Linked DNA regions of Homo sapiens: region 2 is linked to region 1. The links are chromatin loops, found by intact Hi-C in ENCODE. Cell type or tissue: Calu3. All regions are shown on one strand. Links, peaks and the distances in the headings refer to the core of each region. The heading gives the core; the rest is flanking DNA. Region 1 overlaps GPR176 (G protein-coupled receptor 176). Region 2 overlaps GPR176 (G protein-coupled receptor 176).

Region 1 (2,881 bases), core at 1-2,500:
TCACATGGCCACAGCATTCCCACACTCTGGTGGGAATATGGAAGCTCCCCGTTGCTTCCAAGAATTTACAATCCTTGCTAGGAATCCACCTTTGGAAAAATGCTCACTTTATTGTTTCTGCTCATCTTCCGCTCCACCCTGCCTACCTTGGGCACCTTTGTCTGGATCAGCTCTTCTGGGGTGTTGCCCAAGGGGGGAAGCAGCCGCTTCTTGCTGTTTCGGGTCTCTGAGAGCCACTGAGGAGGCAACTCAAAAGGCCCAAAGCCAAACTGCAGGGAATACTTATCAGGGAATGTTTCAGGTTCCACAGGGGCTGCCGGTGCCACCTGGGATACAGAGTCCACTGTGCTCAGGGGTGGGGCAGAGGGCGCAAACTGTGGCCCCTGCTCTCCCTCCAGGCAGGTGCTAAATATCTCCTTGGCCTGGAAGTCAGCTGAGCCAATGTACTTGGCCTCACTCTCTTCCTCATCCTCTGTGGGCTTAAAGATCTGCTGCTGCCCAATGTGGAACATCTCCAGGAGCTGGCTACCCGAGCGTATGCTGGGTTCCAGGCTGGCCTCAGCCATGCCACTCCCTGTACTGACCACATTACGGCGACTGTACCGGTGGTGTAGTTGCACCAGGGTCCCTATCAAGCACTTGCGGACAGATTTGTTCACAGTAAGAAAGAGAACAGGGTTTGCCAGCAGGGAGACTTTGGGCAGCCAAACAGCAGTGAGCAGCAAGAAGACGGAAGTGTCAGGGACATTGAGCACAGTCTGGTAGACGACCAGGGTGGCATAGGGCACGCTACACAAGATGAAGACCATCACCATGGAGAGCAGGGTGGCGTGCAGCTCGGCCTCCCGCTGGGAGGCATAGGGAATAGAGATGGTGTTCTGTGGGGTCCGGAGCGCTGCTATGATGACCTTCTTCTTCTGGCTGGCACTCAGGGCCCGTCGGATCAGTATCAAGAAGAGGAACACCACCACCACAGGCACAATGACCGTGGTGATGTTATACACCAGAACGTACACCAGGTGGCCCAAGGAGTTGCTCCAGACTTCCGTGCAGGTGGACGTGGCATAGATGTCAGCCACATTGGTTACTGCAAACACAGGGACACTGGCCACCACTGCATGGGCCCAGATGTACATCACCAGTTCACGGGACTTGGCATCAGATATTTTCCTCTCCAGTGGATAGAGGACTGAGTAGTACCTGCAAGATACACAAACAAAATTAATTCCACAGAAGATACTTTTTAAATTAGGGGAACCTAAATCACCAAAAGTAGATGAGAGGGAAGAAAGGTCAAGTTCTTCTATTCGGCCTAAGACAGAAAAGCACTGGGGGAATCCAGGAAGCCAGACCTAAGTTTTGAGGACTTTGCAAGTACAATAAGAAGCGTCACTAGACCAAAAAATAAAAACCTTTCCAAAGGAGCAGCAAACCTGTCCTCATGAGGCTTTACAGGAAAACAAGTAAATAATTTCAATTCATAGCTAGCTTTATAATTATTGCTACCAGGATGAAATCGCAAACAGTACCCTCCATATAAAAGATTTCTCCATCTGCTATAAAGATATCTACTTTTCAATTTGAGGGTAAAGGGTAATTGGTAAACAATTTTATATGGGCTAAAGAAGCTTTAGGGCAATTTTCAAAGCTACCAACAGAAATAAGTTTGTCTACACACATATCTAAAGCAGACTTATGCCACAGTCCAGATATCATTAACAATTAAAGTTGTTCAGGGCAGAAGAACCAGTATGAAGAATGGACTCCGACAAGGTCCTTCCACAAAAATCAATTCAGCTGACAAAAGTTATGCCTGCTCAACAGTCATTGCTCCCATGATAATCACTCAGTAACCCTAAGGGCAATTAATAGGTCTAAAATGCCTGCACAATTAGATTTTTGTTAAAATCAGATGAGACATTGTTTTTCCTTCCAATATTTAACTTGATCATTCTGTAAGCACCTAAACAGAATTCCAAAAGCATGCCGTTTCAATATCACCAGTGATTTGAGGGAACTGAATAACTCTTTGCACCCTAGAACCACATCTGTAGTAAAAGGGCTGCCACTAGCTCTCAGAGATATGGTCAGTTTCTTCACATTTGCTTGGCCATATCTGTGCAGTCAGTTAATGCTGGGGTTGACCTTACAACCTTAGTGACACCCATTCACTCATAGGGCAAGTAAGCACATAAGCTTTCAGATAACAAGTACTTCTTTTTTTTTTTTTTTTTTTTTTTTTTGAGATAGAGTCTCACTCTGTCGCCCAGGCTGGAGTATAGTGGCATGATCTAGGCTCACTGCAACCTTCGCCTTCTGGGTTCAAGCCATTCTCCTGCCTCAGTCTCTCGAGCAGCTGGGATTACAGGCATGCACTACCACGCCTGGCTAATTTTTGTATTTTTAGTAGAGACGGAGTTTCGCCATGTTGGCCCAGGCTGGTCTCGAACTCCTAACCTCAGCTGATCCACCCGCCTCGGCCTCCCAAAGTGGTTGGATTACAGACGTGAGCCACCGTGCCCAGCCTCCTGTAACAGGTACTTCTGAGCACCACCTATGCACCAGGTCCTGTGCCTGGCACTGGGTTATAAGAATGAAAAGACACAGGAATGTCTCTAAACCCAACGGGGACAAAGATACACACACTAATAATTACGAACAAGGAGATGACAGCTCTACTAGAGGCAGGCACAAAGGAGGTACAGGTAGCGCCTAAAGCCACCTGGGAAAATAGCAAGAGAGGGAGACACTGCAGTGGAGTCTGGCAGGGGGACCAGCTGAAGGGGAACATTCCAGGCTGAAAGAGATGGGATGCAAACACAATAGCGACCATGGACAATCAGGGAAGGAGGGAGCATGGTAAGATATGTTCTAGATTTCT
Region 2 (2,920 bases), core at 201-2,700, 73 kb after region 1:
AAACAGGTGGGTGACACTTCAGAGTTTCAACACCAGTCATCCTCCTCTTCTTTTCATTGATCTTCCTTAGATTTGGGCATCTTTTTCCAAAATTGACCTGTAGTGTGGTAAGTAACTCCCCTCAATAGTAACTCCCCAAGAGTTGACAACCCCTCAGGGGTTATGTCAGATGCTTACCAATGACATCTCACATGGATGATCTGCTGATGGGAACAGTCATAAAGCCTGTGATACCATCCATTTTCACCAGACCAAACCTTCTCATCTTCTCCAAATATTAGCCTAATTGGCATCTTTTTTTTATATTGACAGAGCTTTATGCAATAACAAATTCCAAAGTTCTTCCTTCTCCTCAGTCACATTTCTTTCATCTTGCTATGTATTGTTAGCTGCATTGAAACAGTAGTTTACATGTGTTACATGGTCTGCAGTTTGTCATTCAGAAACAATCTGGTGTCAAGTGATTCTTCTCTTGCATACTTAGGGAAGTCATCATTGTTGCTTCACCTTTTATCATCTTTACTTTCTTAAAAGTCAATAAGACTTGGAGTAATAGAATGTTTCTTATTATCATTGCTTTCCATACACCTTACATGAGGTTAATAATGTCACAAAAATGCTTAAAAATTAACTGCAATTCCAGCTGGGTGCGGTGGCTCATGTGTGTAATCCCAGCACTTTGGGGGGCCAAGGCAGGTGGATCACCTGAGGTCGGGAGTTCAAGACCAGCCTGACCAACATGAAGAAACCCTGTCTCTACTAAAAATACAAAATTAGCTGGGCATGATGGCGCACGCCTGTAATCCCAGCTACTTGGGAGGCTGAGGCATGAGATCACTTGAACCTGGGAGGCGTGGTTTGTGGTGAGCCAAGATCGCGCCATTGCACTCCAGCCTGGGCAACAAGAGCGAAACTCCATCTCAAAAACAAAAACAAACAAACAAAAAATTAACTGCAATTCCAGCAAACGTGAGTCTACCATAGACTAACAACAGAACATGGAGCCCAGTACACAACCAATACTGCCATCTGTTGGTGCCAGGCAGAGTTCACTCACTTTTGTTTGGAATAATGGCTTTGTTTCTACCTGTCAAAATTAATAGTTTCAAAATTCCTAAATATGGGAGCCACTATCTCGCTTTTTGAGCCTGATAAAAGCAAAAACCAACCGTTTCTAAAAATGTCTTAGATTATCATGACAATACAAATTGGAATTTCTATTGTTTCTTTGACTACAAAGAAATAATTTGTTTGGTAAGGTGTTTTCAGATAAATACTTGTCTTTGCAGAATCCATGCTAGATGGACAAATATTTTCATATCACTCTTGGAGCTGACACTTTAAAGCATTCCTGGAGAACTGCATATGTTCTCACATACAAGCAAAATTGACTCATTTGTAAATATTGAGCTTTTCAATGCTATCTATTCATAGACAATCGGCAGTATTAGGAAGCCCACTGGATCAAGAGTCAGCAAACAGATTCTTATCCAATCTGCCACTCAGTTCCATGAGCTTGGTCAAATCCTGACTTGCAATTTCTTCATGTAGGAAATGGGGTTTTAGTGCCGAGCCTCCTTACCTAATGGGTATGTTGAGAAAAGTGAATAACATATGTGAAAATGTTTTTAAAATCATTAAGTATGATAAAAATTTAAAATACTCCCTTTATCATCTTGCTTAACTCAAAGAAGTTTCTTCCACATACACAAACCACCACCTGTCATCATCTGACTTATTTGGTGTGTACTTTTTTGCAATATTTTGTAATCTATTTTTATTCCTCCCAATGTTTAACTCATATATATATATGAGTTTAAATATATGTATATATTTAATTTACATATATGTATATATTTAATTTAAATATATATATGTATTTAACCTGGGTGTGGTGGTACACACCTGTAGTCCCAGCTATACAGGAGGCTGAGGTGGGAGGATCACTAGAGTCCAGGAGTTTGAGACTGCAGTGAGCCACGATCCTGCCACTGCACTCCAGCCTGGGTGATCCAGCCTGGGTGACAGAGTGAGACCCTGACTCAAGAAATACATATTTTTAAAAAAAGAAGAAGAAGAAGAGAATTGAGCAGAAGAATAAAAATAAATGCTTCAGCTGCATAAACATATAACTTCTTTCATGGTCCTACTAACATATATTCAAAATTGATAGTAAACATGTGAAATAAATAGCAGATGCTACACTTCAGGGAGAATTTCAGGAACCTCTTTTTCCTTTGAACTTAAATCCATTGCTACTACCCTCTTGTGCACAGCGAACTAAGGCCTAATAAAATTGGATTTAAACACACCTTCTCTCTCATCTTCTTGCATACAAGATCAGTATGAGCTGCAATTCTCAAAGTGGTGTTCTACCAGTTGTTTCAGTGAGGGATATAATGTTAATGATGTTGATGTTTATGTTAATGTTTATAATTTAATTTCTATTGCTATTATTATGGAATGGCCTATCCAGTATCTCATGAAAGCTATTATTTTTCTTAGCCTATTTTCTGGTAGTAAATTTTCACAGTGAGAACATGGCAAAACCCCCTCTCTATAAAAAAAAAATACAAAAATTAGCTGGGTGTGTAGTCCCAGCCACTTGGGAGGTGGGAGGATGGTTGGAGCCCAGGAGGTTGAGGTTGCAGTGAGCTGAGATCCCACCACTGTACTCCAGAGCCAGACCCTGTTACAAAAAGAGAGAGAGAGAGAGGGAGAGAGGGAGGGAGGGAGAGAGAGAAAGAGAGACAGAGACAGAGACAGAGAGAGAGAGAGAATGAAAGAGAATAGGTGATCTACATTATCTTCTGTTCCTTCAAAGTAGTCTTAGAATCAGGGGGAAAAAATAAGGTTACTTCTTCAACTCACAAATAGAGCCTTCTTTACTAGTTCCAGAGCTTGGCTGCCTAATTTGTTC

What was found. A loop is a pair of places that touch in the nucleus more often than their neighbours do. Peaks named below come from ENCODE experiments on the same cell type or tissue, not always from the same donor. Only the 100,000 strongest peaks of a DNase experiment are listed, where the experiment ranks them.
Region 2: a loop joins it to region 1, with 13 times the contacts of the local background. A loop is called at or near these places in 34 of 110 quality-filtered maps.

Annotation. Positions count from the first base shown.
Region 1 is chr15:39,801,055-39,803,935 of GRCh38, forward strand. GPR176 (G protein-coupled receptor 176) reads right to left here. Exons shown (of 3, transcript NM_007223.3): 3 at 1-1,200. The coding sequence ends at 78. Among named protein-coding and RNA genes, the nearest start is that of FSIP1, 20 kb to the left of the region's middle. In Calu3, for the core only: no CTCF peak of the experiment used is centred there; a DNase peak (open chromatin) is centred at 1,047.
Region 2 is chr15:39,874,121-39,877,040 of GRCh38, forward strand. All of the region lies in intron 1 of GPR176 (G protein-coupled receptor 176), which reads right to left. Among named protein-coding and RNA genes, the nearest start is that of GPR176, 45 kb to the right of the region's middle. In Calu3, for the core only: no CTCF peak of the experiment used is centred there; no DNase peak of the experiment used is centred there.